Regions from separate parts of the Homo sapiens genome. Here regions 1, 3, 4 and 5 are each linked to region 2. Evidence: chromatin loops called from intact Hi-C (ENCODE). Cell type or tissue: Calu3. All regions are shown on one strand.

The links. A loop is a pair of places that touch in the nucleus more often than their neighbours do. Peaks named below come from ENCODE experiments on the same cell type or tissue, not always from the same donor. Only the 100,000 strongest peaks of a DNase experiment are listed, where the experiment ranks them.
Region 1: it touches region 2 in a loop (3-fold over the local background); 5 of 110 quality-filtered maps call a loop at or near these places.
Region 3: it touches region 2 in a loop (5-fold over the local background); 3 of 110 quality-filtered maps call a loop at or near these places.
Region 4: a loop joins it to region 2, with 2.9 times the contacts of the local background. A loop is called at or near these places in 3 of 110 quality-filtered maps.
Region 5: it touches region 2 in a loop (5-fold over the local background); 4 of 110 quality-filtered maps call a loop at or near these places.

Annotation. Positions count from the first base shown.
Region 1 is chr10:17,021,562-17,026,561 of GRCh38, reverse strand. All of the region lies in intron 27 of CUBN (cubilin), which reads left to right. Among named protein-coding and RNA genes, the nearest start is that of CUBN, 110 kb to the left of the region's middle. In Calu3, no CTCF peak of the experiment used is centred here; a DNase peak (open chromatin) is centred at 2,951.
Region 2 is chr10:16,888,549-16,893,548 of GRCh38, reverse strand. CUBN (cubilin) reads left to right here. Exons shown (of 67, transcript NM_001081.4): 55 at 3,022-3,178; 56 at 4,983-5,000. Among named protein-coding and RNA genes, the nearest start is that of RSU1, 74 kb to the right of the region's middle. RefSeq lists an enhancer at 1,079-2,278. In Calu3, no CTCF peak of the experiment used is centred here; DNase peaks (open chromatin) are centred at 948 and 2,048.
Region 3 is chr10:17,176,947-17,181,946 of GRCh38, reverse strand. The region is part of intron 1 of TRDMT1 (tRNA aspartic acid methyltransferase 1); the gene reads left to right. Among named protein-coding and RNA genes, the nearest start is that of TRDMT1, 22 kb to the left of the region's middle. In Calu3, no CTCF peak of the experiment used is centred here; no DNase peak of the experiment used is centred here.
Region 4 is chr10:17,113,320-17,118,319 of GRCh38, reverse strand. It overlaps CUBN (cubilin), which reads left to right. Exons shown (of 67, transcript NM_001081.4): 7 at 2,723-2,849; 8 at 4,131-4,293. Among named protein-coding and RNA genes, the nearest start is that of CUBN, 14 kb to the left of the region's middle. RefSeq lists an enhancer at 1,953-3,152. In Calu3, no CTCF peak of the experiment used is centred here; DNase peaks (open chromatin) are centred at 2,559 and 2,919.
Region 5 is chr10:16,963,343-16,968,342 of GRCh38, reverse strand. The region is part of intron 31 of CUBN (cubilin); the gene reads left to right. Among named protein-coding and RNA genes, the nearest start is that of RSU1, 150 kb to the right of the region's middle. In Calu3, no CTCF peak of the experiment used is centred here; a DNase peak (open chromatin) is centred at 2,102.

The DNA.
Region 1 (5,000 bases), 130 kb before region 2:
CCTGGGGTTCAAGTGATTCTCCTGCCTCAGTCTTCCAAGTAGCTGGGACTACAGGCGTACGCCACCACACCCGGCTAATTTTTTATATTTTTAGTAGAGACAGGGTTTTGCCATGTTGCCCAGGCTGGTCTTGAACTCCTGGCCTCAAGTGATCACCCGCTTCGGCTTCCCTAAGGGCTGGGATTACAGGCGTGAGCCACCACAACCAGCCTCTGTGATTCTTGCTTTGCAATTTCTACTGTTGTTACAGGAACATTTCAAAGCCCTTCAAATTTAAAGTAACCTGAACTTGGATAAAGTTCCAAGTTTTTCCAGGAGATGTGAGTGCAAACCTCAGCAACAACATTTTTAACAATCACCCTAATGAGGCCTCTCCACAGATCCTGCTGTGGTGGTTGTTTGGGGTGGGGAACATCTGAGCAGATGCCCTGAGAATTCCCTAGGTCCCATCCTTCTGGATCTCCAGTGATTCAGCAGCAGGAACTACAGGGCTGGGTAGGACCCAAAGGGGAAGGGAGGCTGCAACAGGAAGAGATGCTGCTCACTTTTAGCATGAGAGCCACTTTGCTTGCCAGTGGACTCTATCCACCTCACCGTGGCAGCCTTAACAGCCTCTGGTTTCCTAACTCTCTTTGCTGCTGTCCCCTGCATGATCTGTCCTCCCGCAATCCCTTCCACACACACAGCATGCTTATCTCCACCCCACACAGGATGATTCGCCTTGGTTTCTGCATGGCTGTCCGGGATGCCTCAGTCTCCACAATGCCCAAGTTGTCATAGCAACACACTGCGAGGATTGGCCTCCACCTCCTCACTGAATTCATCACTTCCCCATCTGCCCTACCAGTGACGATTTCTGTGAACTCTTTTATGTGAGTCAGCTCCTGTTCTCTAATCCCCAACATCTTTCTTTTCTCATAGCTATTTTGGGTGGTTTCTCTGGAAAAAAATGTTGATTCCCTTTGCCTCTGACAAAGAGTTAGAGTAACAATTTGAGCACATTCCACATGCCAGGCCTCATAGCAAACCTTTTACGTGGTTTATCTCATTTGCTGTTGGCAACAATATTATGAGATAAGTACCATTATGGTGCCAGATTTATAGATAAAGACATTTTAGCTTGAAGAAGTTCAATAATTTTCACAAAATTGTGTTCTCTAAATTTTAGAGCTGGGCTATGAACACAGAGCCTGGCTCTGGCCACATTGACATTAGTCAAGTACATTCTACAATAAAATTGCTTTCCTGCTTGTGATTGAAATATAATCTTCTATTAGTGACACTCACTTCAAAATGCCACTCTATAAACTGATTGAGTATAGTTCTCAAAAATTGAACGATCATCTTTTCATTGAGTAGAATTTTTATTCTATAGAAAGAATAGGGGATTCTCTACTACACCCAAAATTTCTCCTCACAGCAGATGAATTATTTCAATTACATATTAAGCTCTAAAGAATAGAGGTTTTATGGAATTTGCAAAGATTTATAATTGGAAATGGACCAAATTATTCTCCAGAAGTTTCTCCATGTTTTAATGATATCATCCTAAAGAAACTCTTGAGTTGCTTTTTCTACATGAACTATATTTAATTAATTCTTAAAATTGATCTCCTATAAAAAAGAATTTTCTTCCAGAAGACCTTCCAGGAAATAAAAGAAACAACATTTACAAACAGTATGAATTAGATGTCAATCTAAAACAGAAAGGGCTGAGTTTTAATTGTCACTCACTGTGATTCTAAAATGAGTTTGGGGCTGGGCATGGTGGCTCGCACTTGTAATCTCAGCTCTTTGGGAAGCCGAGGTGGGCAGATTGCTTGAGCCCAGGAGTTCGAGACCAGCCTGGGCAACATGGCGAAACTCTGTCTCTACAAAAAATACAAAAAAAGTAGCTGGGCATGGTACTGCATGCCTGTAGTTTCAGCCATCAGGAGGCTTAGGCAGGAGGATTGCTTGAGCCTGGGAGGGTGAGGCTACAGTTAACCTTATTGCACCACTGCACTCCAGCCTGTGCAACAGAGCAAGATCCTGTCTCAAACAAACAAAAAAATAGTTAAGAAAAAAAGTTAATCTCTACATCCCAAGCTCATATATATAAGATAATTACTTGTAATTTTAATTTATTACAGTTTTAAATTTTTAGCCATGAAACAATTTAGCAAGCAAGGCACTTGAAAGACATATTTTTGTTCTTGGAGATCCTGCAGTTCATAAAGTTGATTTCTACTGAGGGGACAGGTGGGGTGTCTGGGTCTCTGCTCACTTAGAACTTGACTTTCAGTGACTCCTAAGTACCCTCAATCTTACAAAAAAATTGGATCTCTATCAGTGATTGACCACACGTGGTGTCTTTAGTGTTATATCCTCCCCTTTGTTATGGGTCCTTCCTATTTAGAAGTCCACGGATCACTTCCTATTGCAACTGGAGTCTGAATTCACTAATGGTATTGTAAAGTATGTGCCAAATTATCAAACCCGCACAAAGGAAGTAGAAACTGGTAAGTATGGCTAAGGCAAGAGATTTCCTTCCTCTCTGAGTGTGTCAAGAGGAGTTGAGATATTTGGGGGTAGGGTGGGGGTGGGGGGACCTAAGCCACGAAAATCCTAAATGAATAATCTCTTTAAGAGAATAACAAAAGATTTCACAGAGGAAGGTTTTGTAATATACACATCTCCGCATCTGAAGATATATTTAATGGCCAATTTGAAAATGTAAGCATTATTTTAGTAATTTAGAAAAATACCCCTAAACACAGTTATAGAAATTAGATCTGCATATTCAAGGTGAGAATCGCAATCTTTCTTAGTTTTTACTAGTTTCCTTTCTGTAACTCAATTAGAACTTCAAGTATTGTTCACTCTGAGTAGATCTTCAGGCTCTCTAAAAGCAGGGCCACTCCAGCTTGCTTGTCAGTAGTTGCAATGAGTCACAGCTGGAACGTCCTGTGGTTAACATTCTGCTCTGAAAACAGAATCAGAATCAGTGAGACGGCTTTCCATGGTAACCTGTATTTGTATACTTTGAAAAATGACTGTTCCTTTTTGTGTGGTTTTGGGTGGTCAATTTGCGCGGGAATGAATTGTAGAGGTGACGTTACCCATCTGTGTGAATATAAACAAAAAACCTGATTTTATTAACGGCAAACTTTAAAAAACGAGGTATGAGTTTTTTTTTTTTTCCTTTTCGAGACATTGTTCTACACATTTATTACTAGATTGGACATTATATTTAAGCATTTTCATAAATGTCTATTTGATGCTTATTTTAATGCATAATTTTCTCCCCCCAAAGGCAAAAAGAAACTAATTGTCATTCATCAGTGTTGCCCCCCAAACCTACTGCCTAGCCCCTCCACCCCCACCCAGTACTTTTACAATGTGTTATTAAAGACCACTGAACAGCTGAGATCCAGGGGTCTCCTTCAATGCGTAATCCCATCCAGAAGGAAGGAAAAAAAAGAAATCTCTTTAAGTCACGTGAAAATGCCACATTTCTTAATCTTGCAGAGCTGACAGGCAAAAATGCTATGCTGTTCATGACCTTGTGCAGGATTGAAATATAATTCCGCAACATGCTGCGACCTAGTATTCCGTAAGACACATCGAGCTTAGGGTGATTATAGTTATGGAGAAATCTTACCTATGTTTTGTTGGATAAGGGTTATGATGACTTAGCCTGGGCTCAGAGGCCTGACAGAAATGAAATAATTTATGCTTTGGTCACTAAATTACAATCCAAAGGTTAAGATTTGGGGAGTGAAAGATGGTAGAGCATTTGCTTGCTAATTACTCCACTACTTGGGAGCAGTATGTTTGTTTCTGTGCTAATTAGTTTAGAACTGTACTTCATGCCCTAGAATTAAGAAAAACTCTAAAGCTGAGATGAATCTCCTGCAGGGAAGCAGGGATTTAGAAGCACAGGCTGCAAGGTTGGCCTCTCGCCCTCCGGTTTCTCCGCCTGCAGGAGAGGGTGGGACTGAACGCTAAGGTGAAAAGCTTCTGTTCCGTTTCGTTTCCCTCTTCATTTTCTGTTGCTTTATTCTTCTCTTATTCTCCCCTATTCATTATAGGGGAGGCTTCTGATAAATGTGTAGAATATTAGAAACTTGATAATAAATATACACATTCAAAGCAGCAGTACGAAAAACAGAAAAAAAGGAAGCTACAGCAGTAAGCCTGAAAAATAAAACTCATCTTTATTCATTTGCTTAAAATGCTTAGGTTTAGTGCTTTGGGGTGAATGACATAATAGGCTTCTGAGCTTGTCTTTTTAAAAATATCTGCTGACCTTCCCTGAAATCTCACAAGCACTTATGATGAGCAGCCGATTTGAGAACTCAGCGAGACAGGCCAAGGTTTAAAAATCTGCGATTTATCATAACCTTAAACAAGGCCCTCACCTGGTTCTCCCTTCTACGGAGTGGCACAAAGGGTCCAAATCCTTTATGGTCTAAGAGGAGCCTGTTGAAATTGAGGATTGTATGGCACTACTACCTATCTAACTGTACAGAGTGCAAATAATCGTGCAGATTGGGTCCTAAGTAAAATAAATACAGCTGGCGGGGGAAATCACTGCGTTCATTCATTGGAGATGCATGGGGAACCTGCCTTTATCAAAGCCCTGCTCTGGGCAGTGAGGGGAAGGCCAGAGGTGGTCTGTGCTTTAAGGCGACTCACAATCAGTAGGGGAGGTAAGACACACAAGCCCATAACAAGAATGCCTGGGGATGTGATCATTTCCACAAAAGAAGCACAGATGAAAAGCAAGGGCTTTCAAAGGCAGACTAATTTATGCCTGACTGCAGGGATTAGGGGCGGCTCCATGGAGGTGCTTTGTAACATTTGGTGGTAAAGTTCTCCACACTCAAATCAATATGTTTCAAACAATATTTCATGTCATAACATTTTTTTTCAATGAAAATAATTTGATCAGTCTGGAATTCATTGAATCCAGATTATACATTTATGCACGGACACGTGCAAACACACAGACACTC
Region 2 (5,000 bases):
GAGAGAAGGCAATGTAGGAGTAAATTGTGTGTGGTTATAAACAACAAAAGCAACTTAGGGATTCCTGTGGTATTGGAATTTCAGTATCTTGAATGCAATTGTGTACAACTTGTATATAACTTAATACACACACACACACACACACACACACACGAGTTCAAGTAAAACTAGGAAACTGAGTAAAATTGGTGTTATGTCAATGCCAGTAACCTGGTTGTGATAGTATACTACAGTTTTGCAAGATGTCAGTATTGGAGGAACTCAGAAATGTGTACAAGGAATTTCTCCATATTATATCTTACAAATGTATGTGAATCTGCAATTATGTCTGTAAACATTTGTTTAAAAAATAGTTGAATGATAAAATATAACCTACAACCTGACTGAATTATATAGAACACTAAGAAAAATCAGAAAGTTTTTGACCTGATGACAGTTAAGTAACATTTTGTAGGTTCAATATAGTTTTGATGAGTCCTCTGTCATATAGCCAATGAAATGAGTTCTTGATAGGCAAGGCAGAAATGAATATTGAATAACTCTTTACCATTGTCATCACCATTATCATCATTATTATTAAACTTATGTTCCCAGGCCAAAAGGTAGAGTTGTCGAATCTATAATTAATGACTTCAGAAAAGTATAAGCACTTAAGCATTCTTGGATTCCTTCATTAAAGAACTTGAGGCTCTTTATTAAGTTTTAGCCCTTCTTACTTTGCCTGTTTAGTAATGTTTGTAAAAATATAGTATATGGCCCAGGCATGGTGGCTTATGCCTGTAATCCCAGCACTTTTGGAGGCCAAGACAGGCAGATCAGTTGAGTCCAGGAGTTTGAGACCAGGCTGGGCAACACGGGAAAACCCCATCTCTGCAAAAAAATACAAAAAACTAGCCAGGCATGGTTGCACGCACCTGTAGTCCCAGCTACTTGGGAGGCTGAGGTGGGAAGATCACCTGAGTCCAGAAGGTCGAGGCTGCGGTGAGCTGTGATTGTGCCACTGCGCTCCAGCCTGAGTGAGAGTGAGACTGTCTCAAAAAAATACATATATATATAAAATATATATACAGATTATCTATTGATAAATTGTGTTTATAATTTTATGAAATGTGGATAAAAAACTGCCATATACTGTTTCCTTGGATATATTATTAGGGGGAAATCTAATTAGAGATCATTAAGTAAAATTGAGTAGGTGCATTTTTTTTCCTGACATTTTTATTGATCTTAGGCATTTGGCAGAATATCTGCACTTTTGTTCTCAGTAGGTCCAGCGCCAGGCACCTCCCTTATCTAATAAATGGCTAATATAATTTGTCTTCAGTAGGATGACTAACAGCTGGATACCCAGTGCTTAAAAATCAATTGAAACAATACGGCTTTAAAGAGCTGAGAATTATTAAACCAATGCTATGAATCAGTGCTATTTCACATCTCTTGCTATGGACTGATTTCCCAATAGAAATGTTTTTAATGACTTGATGTTTTATTGCTGTGGGTGAGGAATATCCTTGAGAAGAGATGTGTTTGGAATGAGTAATTTGGTATCATTCCATGTGAAGAAAATGTTGAATAGTCAAGTAAGATTAATACACATCCAACTACATCCTTGTTTGAGATAGTTGTCTGTTGATAGAAAGGGCATATTGGGTATTGCAGATTGTGTAGCAATAGTCCTGGCCCCTACCCACTAGATACTACCCATCACACCGAGTGTGACAATAGAAAAATGACTACAAACCTTGCCAGAGGTCCCAAAATTGCTCCTAGTTGAGACCTCTGAACTAGGACGAGCTTCTCTGGTTAATATGTTTAATGTTTTTGGGGTTTTTTTCCCCCAAGTTTTGTATATTCATTACCTAATATGCATACTTTCCTTGAGTGACTCAGCATTGTAGATAACCATGATCTCTCACCTGAACTAGGGCAAAACCTACCTGACTGTTTTCCGGCATCCTTTCTGACTCCTATTTTCCGAATTGTAATGTTTTCCAAAAACCAATCTTCTTGGTGGCTCCTTGCTGTATTCAGGACAGTGGCCCGAGTCTCTAACGTGTCCTGCAGCCCCCTCTGCAGGCTTCCTCACCCCTTCCTCCTTGGTTTTCTCTCTCTTCTCTGAACTAGCCACGGCCTTTCCTGCCATCGGGGTTCGCTCGGGGCAGGCTCACTTCCCCCAGTTAGGTAAAGCCACCAATTATATATTCTCAACAGCCCCATCATAATGCCTTGTTTATAGCTGGAATTTTGCATGTAAATTTATGATTCTGTGATTCATGTCTCTGTTTTTCCCTGGACTGATAAGAATTGGTTTGATTTGGAATTTTGGTGCTCACCGTTTATTTCCTAGCAACTGTTTTTTGCATGAGTATATAAATTCAGTCATTCGAGGTGGCCAGACCAATTAAGTGACAGCCCAGGTCTACTTGGGAGTTGCCAACCAAATTTTTGGTGAATAGCACACACTGACTGGATGTCAGCTTTTCATCAAAATGGACCCTACAATTCCACACAGCCAAGAAGTGTTCTGATTTATTCCATTTCATGCTGATTATACGTATACTTGGAATTCATGCCCACTTTCTTCATGCACCACGATGTGCCTCTTGCTTGCTGGTGTTGTCCAGCTGTGACCACAATCTGCTATCTTCCCAGGAGCAGGGCTGAGTTCCACCTGGCTGCTCCGTCTCCCTCAGCACCCGGGAAGCTCGGCTAGGTCAGGGCAACTAGAAGTTATGAGGAAACCGAACAGTGATCCAGGAAGGTGGATTTTTAAAAAATCACCACCCAGCTATGCAAAAAGGAACACCATCTCCTTAGAGAAGTCAAGAATGGGACATGCTATTTTAAAAACAGCTTTAAAAAAATTATTCTCAAAAGAAAATACTACAGATTTGTCCATGTTTTGTTTACTCTTATGCTTAGTTCTGTATACGTGTGAGTGCCATTATTTTGAAACCTAAGTGCATTAAAATATTGATGGGAAACCCTTGAGCATTAAAGTTCTGTGTATGTCCGTGCTAGGTGTGGGCAGGAACTGAGGAGGTGGACAAAGCCCTGCTAGCCACTGGCTGTGGGAACGTGGCTCCGGGTCCCGTTATCACACCAAGTAACACATTCACTGCCGTCTTCCAGTCTCAGGAGGCACCAGCTCAGGGCTTCTCCGCGTCCTTTGTTAGCCGTAAGTAGCCCTAAGAACCAAACCCAGAGGTCTTTGCGGGAGTGTGGTTGTCACAGGCAGGCAGGGTTGGCTAAACCTGGGGGTCTAGGGGAGGAGTATGGGGGTCTACGGGGAGGATGAGTCACCTAATCCCAAGAAGACACCTTTCTTCCAAATAGCAGTGAGAACAGAACTGAATTGAGAAGTGATATAAAAGCCATGAGGGGCACTAACCAACGTCTAGAAATAAGCCTGGCATCCAGAGTGGGCTGATATTGGGCAGAAGCGCAGATGGCTAGTTCGTTAGCAACAACCAGTGTGGCTGGCCTGTGGCACCTTGACCACAAAATCCCGTGGGGGGCTTGAAACACATGCAGATTCCTGAGCCTCACTCCAGGCCCAACTGAATTCAGAATTTCCATGACGAAGTCTTTCCTGTTTTTTTTTTTTTTTTTTGACACGGCGTCTCACTCTGTCGCCAGGCTGGAGTGCAGTGGTGCAATCTCGGCTCACTGCACCCTCCACGTCCTGGGTTCACGCCATTCTCCTGCAACCTCCACCTCCTGGGTTCAAGCTATTCTCCTGCCTTAGCCTGCCGAGTAGCTGGGACTACAGGTGTGTGCCACCATGCCCAGCTAATTTTTTTTTTTTTGTATTTTTAGTAGAGACGGGGTTTCACCATGTTGGCCAGGATGATCTTGATCTCTTGACCTCGTGAACCGCCCGCCTCGGCCTCCCAAAGTGCTGGCATAAGCCACCGTGCCCGGCCGGTCTTGCATGTTTTAACTGTCATCCAGAGGGTTCTCATGCTAAGTCAACTTTGGGAGCCAGTTTCTTTGGGAATGTTCTTTCCTAATTTTGATTAGGAAGGATGGATCTCCTTTTCTAGCTATTGTACACTATTAGATTCGTGGGAAATGTAGCATTTTTCAAGTCAGAGAAGCAATGGTGTGTGCCTGTTGGCTGAGTTAAATCAAGTGTAGCCACTCATGGCAAACCACTGTTTAGGGAAAAGTTTGAGGAAAGGAATTAGAGGAAGTAATACAGTAGACAGGTTTTTCAGACTGAATCAGAGAGTGCTGGAAAGGAAGTACTGAAAGACAACCCTAGACCAAATCTTAGGTCTGCAGGTGGTTCACTGTGTAAGTGTGCACGTGTGTACTTGTGTGTGTTTTAATGTCAATTTAAAAGGATAGAGATATTTTCGTGCTTGATAGATCAGAGAGTGAAGTGGATTAACTAGTCAATGGTTATATGAAAACAAATCATTTTAGTGGTGAAAAGATATTTCTTTCTGTTTCGAAAACCAGGGATGCATGTAAGAATTTGATAAGAGTTGGGATTAATAAATCCAGCTAGTTTTAAAAAGCAACCATTGTTGTGGCTAGATTACAATGGTAATGAAAATAGCAGTTTTCTAATAATAAGACATTTTAAAAACATTAATTGTGTAAAGTACTAATCAGATACAAATCATTTTTTATCTGTTTTATTTCTTTATCTGCATGAACCATATTCTATCATTGCTCGTTTATCCTTTCTTAATATCTTAATATTAAGGGATTTGCAGTAGATTTGTGGTAATATTACGAGGACTCAGTCCATAAAACTCTGCAGCATTTTCTAAAAATGTATAATATTCTTATTAAGCACATATGTATGTTTTTAAATCAGAGCTTTATTCTCTTCATTCTTGCTTCTTCCATTTGGAATATCTCAGGGAACTATGTCTATAGATAATTTAGGAAAATGCCTCTTTCCTTCATGGACAAAATAGATACACGAGAAATAAATGATCTGATGATGACTTTTTGTTCCCACATAGGATGTGGAAGTAATTTCA
Region 3 (5,000 bases), 290 kb before region 2:
CTTCAACAGAGCATGAGTGAGGTAAGTTTCCCCCAAAGAAAATCTGGGACTATTGCCAGAAAAGGAGGGGCCAGATGCTGGTAAAACAGAAAACAAATGTCCACTCATTTTGTATCCTCAGTAGAGTGCTCAGTACATGATAGGTAATCTCACAGATATTTACTTACTGCCTGACAATAGCACTATTGGGACTATATTTAAGACATTTGTAACATAAATAGAATTTTGTAGGTTTCCTGGGAACTTCATTGTAGGTGTTAAAAAATTTGACCTAAATGTCAAACAATTACTTAAAAATGAGCATTGAGATAGATAATCATATAAGTTCAGACATATTAAATACTTTTTAAGCTAGCAGTGTTCTCAGAAACAGGAGAACAAGGAGGGTAATCAGTAATAATCTGGAGTTGATTTTAGGAAGTATAATTCACTTATTCTCTTGTATGTATTCAATTAATAGACGTTTATTGAGCGCCTATTCTGTGCCAATTACTGCAATGCCTGGGTGCTGAGAGTACCCATATGAATGAGACATGGTGTCAGCACTGAGATGATTGAGTAGTCTAGTGAGGGAGCCACTGTCCTGGGAAAAATGTGACAGCAGAGTGAACTGGAGTGTGATGAGAGTGCACGGATCAGCCTTCATGGTCCGTCACAGCAAACGGAGCTCAAGTCATTACATCTGCTTTCCAAACCTCCAGTGGAAAGGCCAGAGAGCATAGGGAACTACCACTCTCTTCCTTTATAGAACACTCTCTGAGAGTGTGATGCACTTATTCTGTCTCATTAGTCTGACTTTAGTCCATGGCTGCATCTAGCTGTAGAGGGGTGGCAGATATCCTTTTAGCAGGGTGCATTGCCACAGTGAATAAATTTGATGTTTGGTTATTGAAGAGGAGGAAGAAATAAATGTTGGGATATGCAAATAATTTTTGTAGAGATAGTATAACTAGAAATCATATTTTTGAGTCATTAGTAAAACATATTAGTAAAATTTCATTAGCAAAATTTAATTTGATGTAAAATTTACTTCAAAGAGACTGAGCACTAAGGAGAAATTGTGAAGTTCCTTGAGTTCTGAAATAGGAAAAATATGTTGTTTGCTATCCATCTTTCATACTGTTTCTTAAGTACTCATTTGCTTAGTGTTCAGTTTAGCATTTTGCTAGGTAGTTTGAAATGGGAAGAGGGACAAGGGAATTAAAGATTGATTATCATGAAAAAAAGCACGGCACTATTTCACCTAAGGTGCAGCTTTGTCTAGGAAATACTAGTTTCTCTCCTAATAGACAGTTATAAGTAGAAGGAAAAAATTAAGCATTAATGCAATGTTACTTCATGTTGATTCCCACAAATCAGGTTTTCTCTGTACCGAATATGGAAAGAGAGTTTTTTTTTTTTTTTTTTGAGACAGAGTTCCGCTCTTTTGCCCAGGCTGGAGTGAAGTGGCGCAATCTCGGCTCACTGCAACCTCCACCTTGTGGGTTCAAGCGATTCTTCTGCCTCAGGCCCTGAGTAGCTGGGATTACAGGTGCCTACCACCATGCCTAGCTGATTTTTGTATTTTTAGTAGAGACGGGGTTTTGCCATGTTGGCCAGGCTGGTCTCAAACTCCTGACCTCAGGTGATCCACCCGCCTCAGCCTCCCAAAGTGCTAGGATTAAAGGCATGAGCCACCACACCCGGCAGAAAGAGAAAATTTATATTGTTTGTCGTAGTTCACTTACTATTTTTATTCTTTAATAGTTATTTTAAACGTAGTATCTAGGAAAGGCAAATTAATAGACAAACATAGCCATAAAAGAGCATTTCTCTTGTATCAGTTCTTTAGTTTCTAACCAGTGAATTAGGGTGAAAAGGCCAAGATCTTTGTCAATAATGGCAGGTAGTAAAAGATGATCTGAAGACCTATACTTCTTACTTAAATGCTCATAGAGTATCAGGGCTAGAAAGTGTCTTTAGGGATTGCTTAGTGGGACTATCCTCCTCCAAATTGGAGAAAACAAGTAATAAATATCCTGGGAAGAAAATTTTTCTGCCCTGTGTTAAAAAAATCCTTTCCCCAATACCTCCGATTTCTCTCTTTCATTCTAGGGTTTGATAGCAAGGTCAGGAAAGCTTTTCCCATCAATGCTAGTCTCTTGGGATTAAATTTTAGCCCGTTTCTGTTTTTCCTTTTTTTTTTTTTTTTTATTAGTAGAGATTGGAATCAGCTAGTTTTTGTCATTTGTGAAGATCTCTTCTTACATTACTTGAAACTCTTTCAAAAATATTTCTCCTGCAATTCATCTCCCAGATGAACAGTATGAGTCTTAAGCTTTTGTCACTGGTCTAATTTTCTAACCTTAATTATAATGATAATGATTGTTTTAATTTTGATTTTTAAATTTTAGTTAAAATAATCATTATCATTATTATTTTATCTATTTAATCTATAATATTCCAGATAAATGCCAGGCAGTGAATATGAATTTTAATAATTATTGAGCATTTACTGTATCCTAGGCGTTCGTTACCTATATTCTTTTTAGAGACCAGTTTATGCCCTTGGAAATTGAGGTCCCTGCATCCTCAGGACTAAGGGTAATGCTGGGCTATGTGGCCTTTCTGTAGCCCCTGCTGAAAGTGAATAGCTAAATTGCTTTTTCTCTTCTCTTCTGCCAAGGAAAGCTTCAGGGCTGGTGCGAGGTTGTGGGTTGAGGGGCTGGAGAAGCTGTATTAGCTACCTCATGACATCAACATGACTTTAAATAGACTTTCTAGAGACGTTCCGGAAAGATTACTCATGCCTTAATTTTCTTTCTCAAGGTCCTCCTCAAAACTCCAAATTGCATTATACTACCTGACATAACATCTTTATTTTCCATTCCTTGTAGATTCCTTCACTGTGCTCCTTTTTTTTTACATTAATTTGCCATATTTCTCTCTTCCACCACTTCTCTGGCTCTGGTATGTCTTTTGGTATTTTGTTGAAAAATAAATTCTCCTAAGATATAGTGTCAAGGACGTGATAATTTCATAGATCTCCAGCAGTTCCTATCCGTATTTTGGCTGGTGGTCTCTTATATTTAGTCTGGTGTTAGTAACAATAATAATCTAAGGTATGTCTTGACACAAAGTAAATTTTGTTTGGACAGTTAGCTGACTATGGAAACTTTCTAAGGAAACTGGATCTTTGAAAAATATTTTTAATGTATTTTTTATTTTATTCTTGGAAATAATTTATCAGCAATTTTTAAAATGCAAGAACTTTTTTTTTTTTTTTTTTTCCGAGACAGAGTCTCATTCTGTCATCTAGGCTGGAGTGCAATGGTGCAATCTCAGCTCACTGTACCCGCTGCCTCCAGGGTTGAAGCGATTCTCCTGCTTCAGCCTCCTGAGTAGCTGGGATTACAGGCGTGTGCCACCATGCCTGGCTAATTTTTGTATTTTTAGTAGAGATGAGGTTTCACTATTTTGGCCAGGCTGGTCTCAAACTCCGAACCTCAAATGGTGTGCCCTCCTTGGCTTCCCAAAGTGCTGGAATTACAGGTGTGAGCCACCTCACCCAGCAAAATACAAGAACTTTTAAAAAGAACCAAACAATATACTTTACTAATAGTGATAAAACATTTGGCAGCAATTTTAAGTTCAGATCCTTATGGGTCTGTACGTTCTTTAGTACTTTTATTCCTAACTAAGCCAGCACTTTGAATGAAAGGACATTGGATGTATTCAACTGATCTTTCATCTTACAACTAGATGTCAGTGTTAACATACTTGATTAAATGTCTCAGGTGTGAGTATAATGAGTAATTCAGTAGTTACTCACCTATATGAGATATAGATTAGAAAATAAATAATAAAGAAGGAATAGAATTTTAAAAATTTCTTTCCTTATTTCAAAGTGGACTGGTTATGCCTTAATTTTCTTTCTCAAGGTCCTCCTCAAAACTTCAAACTGCATTATATTATCTAACATAACGTCTTTACATTTACATTTTTTACATTTGCATTTACATCTTGTAAATATTGATTTTTTTCCCACATTAATAACTACACAAGAACAGTTAAATTTTTTTATTTATTTGGTTAGGAAAGTCAAGAAGAGTGTGAACTTGTAAAGCTTTTCACTACTACCAACAAAAAGTTCTTCCCTACAGCGTTTCCAGAAAGAAGAATCATCAGAAAAAGAAAGGAAAGTATTGCTATTCAAATGTCTGTGTGTGTGTGTGTGTGTGTGTGTGTGTGTGTTTCTTGTCTATTTTTGTAAGAAGCATATTGAAAGCAAGAATTATGTATGTATCCTCAGTGACATTTCTAACATCTTACCTAGAAGTCTCTCTTGAAATAACTAAATCTACCTTTTAAATTTAGTCCTCATATAAATGGAAGCGTGATGTCCTTATGTATTCCTTTCGGAGCCAATCTGACAACCTTTTAAAATAATTTGTACTGTGTTTTTCAGCCAAGCGTGGTGGCCCACACCTGTAATCCCAGCACTTTGGAAGGCTGAGGCAGGCAGATCACTTGAGGTTAGGAGTTTGAGACCAGCCTGGCCAATATGGTGAAACCCTGTCCCTACTAAAAATATAGAAATTAGCTGGGTGTGGTGGCAAGTGTCTGTAGTTTCTGTTACTCTGGAGACTGAGGCAGGAGAATCAAATTGCTTGAACCTGAGAGGTGGAGGTTGCAGTGAGCCGAGATCATGCCACTGAACTCCAGCCTGGGCAACAGAGTGAGACACTATCTCAAAAAATAAATAAATAAATAAATAAATAAATAAAATAAATGTGTTTCTCTAAGTAGGATATCTCACCTTTTTTTTTTAAACCAGGCTTCCTGTTAATAAATATGAAATCCTGAATAATAACTGAAATATCATGAATAAAGTCTAGGCAAAGTAATACATCAAAGTACTGAAAACACATCCTCTTCCTCTGTTTCAATGAAAAGATACTCACGAATCCCTTTCCCAAATTCTGCCTCCTTTTTGAGAATTACTACTCTTGGATCACTCA
Region 4 (5,000 bases), 220 kb before region 2:
TGCCAATTATTCATTTTGTGGTTTTGGGAAATGTTAGTCTGTAAAATGGGATTAATAATACTTGTCTTTGAGGATCATAGGAAGGAATCCTATGGTTTACTTGAGTTTCTTCCTCCCTTTCTCTATCTTCTCACATCATCTAAACTTAAGTGAAAGAAGTATACTCTGTAGCTATTTAGAGAACAGTATAGGATTAATGCCTACTCATCTCCCAGTGATAATAGCAAGGATGAAGGAAGAGAGAGATAAAGAGAAAGGATTTAACTGCAGGTCCATGAACCAGAATCTCCTCTCAAATCTTATGTCATTTTGCAATAGTTAAGCACTTAGTGATAAAATAAAGACAATCTTCTTAGCACTTGCTACAGGGGAATGCCTGTAGACTGCAATATGACCATAATTCACAGAGATTACCACTATTATTTCATAAGAAATTGAGGCAGAGGGAGTTAGTACATTGTCTGGGTAAACAGTTAACAGGAAGGACCAAAATTTAAACCTAGGCAATCTTATCCCAGGGGTTTCCAAACACTCAGATCTCCCAGACATAGAAAATAGAAAGCTAGTAACAGTTGGTTTAAAGATTCTTCAGCAGGGTGCGGTGGCTCACGCCTGTAATCCCAGGACTTTGGGAGGCCGAGGTGGGCAGATCACCTGAGGTCAAGAGTTCGAGACCAGCCTCTACCTCTAGAAAAGAGACTTCTGCTAAATCAGTAACTAATCAATTGGTTTCACCACATGGTGAAAACCCATCTCTACTAAAAAAAGAAATAAAAAATTAGCCGGGTGTGGTGGCACGCACCTGTAGTCCCAGCTACTCGGGAGGCTGAAGCAGGAGAATTGCTTGAACCTGGGAGGCGGAGGTTGCAGTGAGCTGAGATCATGCCACTGCAGTCCAGCCTGGGTGACAGAGTGAGACTCCATCTCAAAAAAAACAAAAACAAAAATAAAAAAGATTCTTAAACATTGTTGGGAGGTGTTGGGACAGGTGGCAAAGTAAACTTTTAGTAATGAAGTCTCCTGGATCAAATGCTCAAATATGTGTATGAACTGTTTTAAAGTTCCATAATCCTCAAGAGTCTAATTAAATTCTCTATACAAATATTCTATGTAAAGATGGGAGGACAAAGAGGAAAGAAAACAATATGAGAAGGAAAGTAGAGAGAGATGCGGGGAATATAAATGTCTATGGGGGGGATGGATAATTCAATTTCTCTTTAATTTTAATCATTTATTGTTATTTTCCTATGACTTTATCTTAGTGAGCCGTTCCAAAGGCAACTTTGGAATGCTCAGAAATGTCATATATTAATGAATCAGCTTTTATGTAAATATATACTGATGTCGTAAATTGCATGGAACATATTTATACCAAAAAATATTCATTTATTGGAAACTCACATTTATTTGGGCATGCTGTATTTTTATTTGCTAAGTCTGGCCTCCCGACTTGAATGCATGGATGGTGCTCCCTGCATTCTTATTCTCCATTTCTGGCCACACTCATTGCTCTCCTCTTCCTTAGAAACTGCCAAAAAGCTGCCACCCCAGCAATTGGTTCTGGGGCCCACCACAGGCAAGCCGAATCCTGTGCCTGGAGGTTGGTTCTTGATGCCTTTCAAACAGTCAAATGCTAATTTCCCACAATGTCGTTCATACATTGTCATCCATGAACATTACTAAGCTCCTTGTACCTCACTGTGTCTTGTTAAAATAGCTCTTTTCCTTTGTAGAATGGCATGGGAGGGAGGCCTGGCCACGCAGGCACGCCCTGTTCCTTGTCTCTGACCCCTGGCACCAACAGTCATTTCCCCCATGAGAGCTTTTCTTGCCAATTCTGCTCAAGTCCGGCAATCGGCAACCTCTGGGCCTGGCCCTACCTCTCCATCAGATGTGCCCTGGCATGTGGGGATAGGCTTAGGCTTCTGGGACTCCTCTACCCTCCTCCTCCCCTAGCTCCCATGCTCAGATCATAGAAGTTCCCATTAAGCTGCAGAGATAAGGCTAAAGCAGCTTTAACAATGACAAGGGCTTAAAACAACATTGCTTATTTGATTATCATTGGACTTAAATCTTCTAGTAACAAAGCACCCACTGCTAGCTTACGCATAGTGTAATAATTACCACATTTTGTTGGAAATTCAAGTGTGGCTATGAAAGAAATGCCACTGTATTATATTATATAACTACGCTTTTTATGGATAGAAGACATATTGCCCTTTGTAAGATAATAATAATGATCATAGACTGTGAGGTGTGGACACTGGATTGCGTGTGGGGTTATATAATCCTAGAGAGCATTCAGAGTTATCAGTGTAGCCCACGTTGCCTGTGCTTCATGGCAGGTCCAATTGGACAGATGATGAATGGATTTGCTGATCTCTCCCTTTACCTTCTTGAACTAACTCCATTACCTTTGGCTTATACACATCTGACCTTTGAAAATGCTGTTTGATGACCTGATAACACAAGAATTTATAGTGCTAGGCTTACCAGATAATAAGTTGTGATTCACCAACATTGTATTTACTCAATCCACCACTTGGAGCACAGCAGAGTGATTTTCTCCCGAGACTCCAGTCAGTAAATTTGCATTGCTGGCTGACGATTCCAAGTTAACATCGTTGATTTGTAATTTGAATTATTTTTCTCATTGATATTAAGAGACAGGCACTGGCCCCAAAGCGCGTGCCCTGACATTGTGCTCTTGTGTAACCAACAGTTGTCACTGCCCACCTGAGACGTACGGACCCCAGTGTGCATCCAAATATGACGACTGTGAAGGGGGTTCTGTGGCACGCTGTGTCCATGGCATCTGTGAGGATTTAATGCGAGAGCAAGCTGGAGAGGTGGGTCCCTTCCCCAAATGTGCCTCCTTGCAGAGAGCCATGGTTAGTAGCTCCTCCTCCTCCTATGCCCACTGCATACAAGCACTACCTGGAGCTTACAGAGGTGAAGTCACTTCCTGTCTGTAAGTAGGACATAGGCGAGGAGGGGAGATGAACTATGCAGGAAGTAGGACCCAGAGATTAAGATGTCATTATGTAAAATAGGATTTTTTTTTTTTTTTTTTTTTGAGATGGAGCCTCACTCTGTCACCCAGGCTGGAGTGCAGTGGCACGATCTCAGCTCACTGCAACCTTCACCTCCCAGGTTCAAGCAATTCTCGTGACTCAGCCTCCTGAGTAGCTGGGATTACAGGAGCATGCCAACATGCCTGGCTAATTTTGGTATTTTTAGTAGAGACGGGGTTTTGCCATGTTGGCCAGGATGATCTCGAACTCCTGACCTCAGGTGATCCACCCGCCTCAGCCCCGCAAAGCGCTGCGATTACAGGCATGAGCCACCGTGCCCGGCCGAAATGGGACCATTTTTATTATCCCGTCATGACTCTCTCTGAGATAAGACCTTCTCTTGGCCTTGTAAGTTTTATTTTAACAGTGACAAAACACAGGAATATAAAAGGACCAGTCTTGTTGGCAACATGTGGTTTCAAGGAGTCTGACTTTTCCCGGCCTGGGTCTCTGGAACTGCTGCAGACTCTAAGAGCCCACTCCCCAGAACGACCCTCCATGCCCTGCGTCCTGATGACTTTGACTCCTGACCCTCAAGGTTGTCCAGTCTTGGCTGGCTTGGCTCTTCATGAGAACTTCAATTCTTTATTTTTAGTTGTATTTTTTCTACCCATGTGATGGAAAATAATTCCCGTCCAATGATGGGGATGGAAGGGTTGAGGAGGTGGGTAGGAGGAAGAACTTTCCAAAGAAAAACAAACGGAATTGATTTTCCAAGGTCTGTGCCTACATGGGTGTTTTTCCCTCTAAAAACATAGCAGGCTGAGTTGATTGACTTTAATTATATTGACTTACAGTTCTTGATTGTTGTTACTCTTTCCCTGGCATCTTTGGGAGAAATTATAGCTTGCTTTTACTCTGAAATAAAGATGTTTCCCTTTTTGCATGGTCTGGTCTAAATGCTTAATCATATGGGAAGAAAAAGAGAAGCCAGTGGATTGGCCTTATGGAAATGAACGTTAGAGGATAAACAGTTAGGGGCTTGATGAAATGTTCAAAGGCTTTTCTTGCTGATTTTCATGATTGTCTTTATTCACGCTGTTGTCATCCTGCCAGCCCAAGTACAGCTGCGTCTGTGATGCTGGGTGGATGTTTTCACCCAACAGCCCTGCCTGCACGCTGGACAGAGACGAGTGCAGCTTCCAGCCCGGGCCTTGCTCCACACTTGTGCAGTGTTTCAACACTCAAGGCTCTTTCTACTGTGGGGCCTGTCCAACAGGTACATTCTCAGGGCCACAAGCCAGGCTCTGCATGCCAGGTTGGCGAGGTGCCAGAACCAATTTTCTTTCACTATTGATGAGTAAGAAGACAATTCTTAGGAGGTGTTCAAATCCAGTTTTGTGTCCTGGTTCTGCTCGACGATCTCACTGCTATCACAATTCCACGTCAAAAGGGGGAGGCTTGTCCAAAACTGTGCTAGAGTCAGACTTTGGGGCAAGGTTAGCCATAGAATTTGTAAGTTAGACACTGCATTGCAGTGACCACCAACTGACCAGATTTGAGATCAAAAGAGATACTCTAGTCCCACCTTTCATACTAACCAGATGTTTGTACACATGGGGAAATTATTTGACCTCTTTGCATCTCCACCACAGTCTAGTAGCTCTTGCCTGGGTGTGTCATTAGAGTATCTTGCGGCCTTGACCTAAACAGAGGTATCCAGCTCCATTATGCCCTGCAGCAACTGAATCTCCAGGGATGCCATATGTTGAGTCATGGAAAACATGGGCTCCGTTAGTCAAAGACTGCCTGTGTTTGAATCCGAGGGCATCTTTTGTTTTATGAGATAGTCATCATATATTCCACACATTTTTTTTTTTGTAGGATGCCTACTATGAGCAAAGCACTGTGCTGGGTGCATTGGTAGGCAATTAGCCAGACCTCAGGTTCATCTGCGCTCCAGGGATGTTCTTAGAAATGGAGCCA
Region 5 (5,000 bases), 75 kb before region 2:
GATCCGGAAAAAAAAAAAATTCCCTGTGCTCCCACCCAAAGCTGCAATGTCTGTTGTTGTTCCATTATTCGACAATAAAATGCAGGGTGGAACAGGGCAGATACCTAACGCAGCATCCTCTTTTGTTGTATTTTTGTAATACACCACCCATGATGTGTTTCCTTTTAAAACACTGATGGTTTCCAAAGCAGAGCAAACAGACACAGGAATAATAGAACTCTGGGTTTCAAAGAGATGATGGAAACAAGTCTTCTTTAAATATTTACTGTTTTACAAACAAATCCATGACAGAAACCAGTCTCTCTCTCTCCCCTCCTCTTCCTCTCTCCCTCTCTTTTCCTCTCTCTCTCTTTTCCTCTCTCTCTCTCCCTGTCTTTCTGTCCCTCTTTCTTTCCCTCTTCCTCTTGCTCTCTCTCCCTCTCTTCCTCTTTCCCCCTCTCTCTCCCTCTGTCTCTCCTTCTCTCTCTCTCCCTGTCTCTCCTTCTCTCTCTCTCCCTCTGTCTCTCCTTCTCTCTCTCTCCCTCTGTCTCTCCTTCTTTCTCTCTCCGTCTCTCCTTCTCTCTCTTTCTCCCTCCTTCTCTTCTTATCTTTCCCTTTCTTTGTTCCTCTCTCTCCCTCTCCCTTTTTGTCTCTTTCTCTCTCTCCTCCCTGTATCTCTCTCTCACTCTCTCTTTCTTCCCTCCCTCCTTTACGCCCCACCACAGGAATTTTTGTTTCCATCTGATACTTGAGGATGATCTTTTTCAAACGTTTATCTTGTGACTTGCATTTGTATTAACATGCTTAGCTACTTTGCTTCCTGGTGCGGGTGTCTTATTAACAACCAAATGCTGAGCCAGTGCTTTGAATCTGCAAGATGAAGGAAGAGTTGAGTTGAAGCCACAGCTCTCAATCTGTGGACACGGGTTTGGTTTGGCTTGGTTTCCATTTCAGCTCAGACTCTCCTTAAATGTTTATTTGTGAAAGTAAAACGAGCATCTTAGATTTCTTCTCATGTCAACATTTCCAGGAATCTTTGAGTCAGTGCTCGCAACAACTGCAAGTTTTTAGAGTTTATAGTCTCTTGTAAGATGTGAAGACTGAGTGGGAGAGTGTAGAACAAAGAAATAGGGGTGAACGCATCGTGATATGAGATGTGGGGTTGTGAATTGAACTTAGTATTGAATTTCCAAGGAGCGTAACTGGAAAAAAATCACTGACAAAGGAAACTGATGCTTCCTCCTTCCTCAGCCCCAAGAAGAGATGCTATAATGAGTAATATTTTCATTTCCTTCCGCATTCACATTTATGACTGTAACAGCTTGTATAATTTCCTGAGGGATTTCCCTCCCTATCACTTAATGTTTCCTCTATTTTGGAGAAGTTCGTATTCCAAAGTGGCAATTCCATTAGCAGGTATACCGCCATATTATAACATGTGAAAATACCTCATGGACTCTCGATCCTCAAAATCACTTTGCACCTCCATGTGAATTATCTCTCCTGTGCCCTAAATGTCTTATTCTTCACCACATTTTTGCACCCTGCTAAGATCAAAGGCAATCCAGGGCAGGAGACCTGTGTTACCATCTGGAGTTAAAAATGTAGCAAAGCGGGACTGGCACAGTGGCTCATGCCTGTAATCCCAGCACTTTGAAAGGCCAAGGTGGGTGGATCATTTGAGGTCAAGAGTTCAAGACCAGCCTGGCCAACATGGTGAGACCCTGTCTCTACTAAAAATACGAAATGTAGCTGGGTGTACTGGTGCATGCCTGTAATCCCAGCTACTTTGGAGGCTGAGACATGAGAATTGCTTGAACCTGGGAGACAGAGGCTACAGTGAGCCGAGATTGCACCACTGCACTCCATTCTGGGCGACAGAGCGAGACTCTGTCTCAGAAAAAAAAAAATGTAGTAAAGCATAAGGGTCCAGGTGAGAAGGAGGCCACACTAGACCAGAGAATGGCGGTTGGACCAGAGAAGGACAAGGAGGAGCTTTATATCTGAATCCAGGAATAGAATCAAGTTTATGTGGCAACGATAGAAGTTCTGGGTTTATGTATTGACCCCAGACACTGTGCTCTTTGTTACCCATTCTGCTAAGTGAGCCATGCTGGGAATCCCATGCACGTTCACTGGAATGGAATGCAGGACAGATGCCAACCACTTGGAAAGCCACGGGAGCCCAATATAAGACTTTCTCAAATGCTACTGAGGATGCTTGATTGCAGGTTCAGATGCAAAGGATGGGGGACTCCCACCCTATTTCCAGAGCTGCTGTGGTTTTCTTTCTTGGAGACCGTGAATATCTCACTTAGCTTCACAGAATCATGGTCTCTCAACATTCTAACTGAATGAATACAACTTGATTTCACCTTTTCTCTAGGTTTAATCATACTTGGTCGGACGTCAGACAGATGGGGTTTGTATATTGGCTCTGCACTGCTAAGCGTGTGATTGGGCAAGTCATGTATGTTTTCAGAGCTCAGTTTTCCCTGCTGCAAAGTGGAACTGTAAGAATCAAATGTAAACAAATGTATTTAAGTACCTATCAGTGTCTGGTTCAGATAAGTATTTGCTGCTATTCCTAATTTTTCTATTACAATGACTCCTGCTTCTATTACTATTAACGCTATGTTAAAGATCTTAAGGAATCTTTTAAAAAAATTTTCTCCCTGAGCAAGATGAAACTTAGTAAACAAGATAAAAAATCCAGTAGAAAAAAATTCCTCACTTCCTACTTTCCAACAATCTCAGGGAATATATTCCTGTTTTTTTTTTTTTTTTAGAAATAAAAATACAGATATTACTGAGGAAGCTACAATTCATTTCCCCCTCAGTCATGAGGGGTGCAAACGATGACTGACATTTCAGTCAGGTGGTCACGAGCCATTTAATCACCCCAGGGTTTTGATTACAGCAGAGAGGGGCAGCCGCTGAAGTGCTCTGCATCACGTCCACGTCAATCACGTGGTCTTTAGTGCTTAGGCAAAGCATGCGTGATTACTGGTCTTTATTTCGTGCAATTTAAAAATGTATGCTCAGCTTTACTTTAGTATGTGATGTTACATTTTAGAAAGCGCACGCTGTGCACTGAGTTGTTTTGAGACTGAATGGAAGGAAGACACAAATGGAAGGCAGGGGAAATTTCAGGGTGTTGTAGTGGCCTAGGCAAGATGTAATGAGGCCCCACACCAAGACACCAGAGAGGGACATGGATGAAGTAGAGGGAAGGAGCCAAGCGATACATCGGACAAACAGATGTTAGAACATGCTGATCCACTACATGTAGCAGGGATGGGGGCGGTTCCCCAAACGGTCTGGCCGTTGGGTACATGCTTCCGGCATTTACTGTGGCAAGAAATGTAGGTAAGGGAGAAATGAGAGGGACAGGAAGAGGGCTTCAGTTTGAGACACTGATTTTCGGGGTTTGTGGAACATGGAAGAGATGATGTCTACGATACAGTTGTCTATACAAGCCTAGGGCTTAGGGGAGAGGACTGGGGCACAGTTGTAGATATTAGGCAATGAACAGATGCTTTGGAGATCTTAAAACAGAAGCCACGTCCATTAAACTTGATACATTCCTGGCGGCAGCAAGAGGCTAGATTAACTGGCGTTAGTAGCCATCTGGCTTGGGTGCTGCAGTGCTGTTATATGAATAGTGCCCTTTCATGTCTGTATGTAATCACTTATGCGTCCGAGTGATGAAACACTAAAGAACTTTTAATATAGATTTTATTTTTAAACCTTACATGCTCCTCATATTAAATTTGTAGAATACAGAAAAGAAGAAATAAGAAATTATTGCCATCCTTAGTATTACAATATAGATACAAGCTATTGAAATTTTGGTTTATTTCCCTCACAAACACACACATACAAATATATACACGCACTCATGTACACACAAACATGCATAGTTAAGATAATATTATATATAATTTTGTATCTTGCCTTTTTCACTTCATATTATTTGAAATTTTCTTAAATAGTTTCTTTGGCTAGTCAATGAAATGGACGTGCTGTAATTCAGTTAGCCACGCTTTATTATTAACCATTTGGATTATTAATGGGTTTTTTCTTTTCTTGTTATAACAATGCTATGAGGAGTATCTTTATATGTGAATCTTAGTACATTTCCTATTATTTCCTTTATATAGCTTTTCTTTTCTTTATTGAACACTCTACTATGAAATATTTTAAGTATGTAGAGAAATACCGACTATATAATGCATACAAAGTATATAACATACAAAAACTTCTCCCTGTCCAGACTGGCCAAATCTTCATATTTTGCCACATTTGCTTCAAGTTCTTTTGTTTTCTCCCAAACAGAAATGAACTGTTCAAGACACAGGTGAAGTCCCACATGCTCCTATCATTGATCCCATGCCCTGTTCCCCGTCCCAGAGGAAACTGCTAATGAGATTTCTGGTTTGTGATTCCCATGAAGGTTTTTATAGTTTTTTCATTATATGCATATATCCATACACACTATGAAATATTATTTTGCATATTTTAAGACTTTATGTACATCATGTCACACGCTACATATCCTTCTTCAACTTGCTCTATTCACTCATTATTCTGTTTTTCACATTTTCTGCATTGTAATGCATACAGATCTAATGCATTCTTTTAGTCACTACACATTCTATTTTATATATGCACCACAAGTCATTTGCCCATTCTCCTGTTAATGAACATTTAAGTTGCTTGCAATATTTTTCCTTAGCAACTTTTTGTACCGAATATTCTTGAAGCAATATCTGTATGTAACCACCTAAGACTTTCTCTAGTGTAAACCTGCAGAAGTGGAATTGCTAGCTTTTAACTTTTCTGTATGTTAAATTTCGTTAGAAATTTATATATGAGGCCGGGCACAGTGGCTCATGCCTGTAATCCCAGCACTTTGGGAGGCTGAGGTGGATGGATTGCTTGAGGTCAGGAGTTCGAAAATAGCCTGGCCAACATGGAGAAAACCTGTCCCTACTACAAATACAAAAAATTAGCTGGGC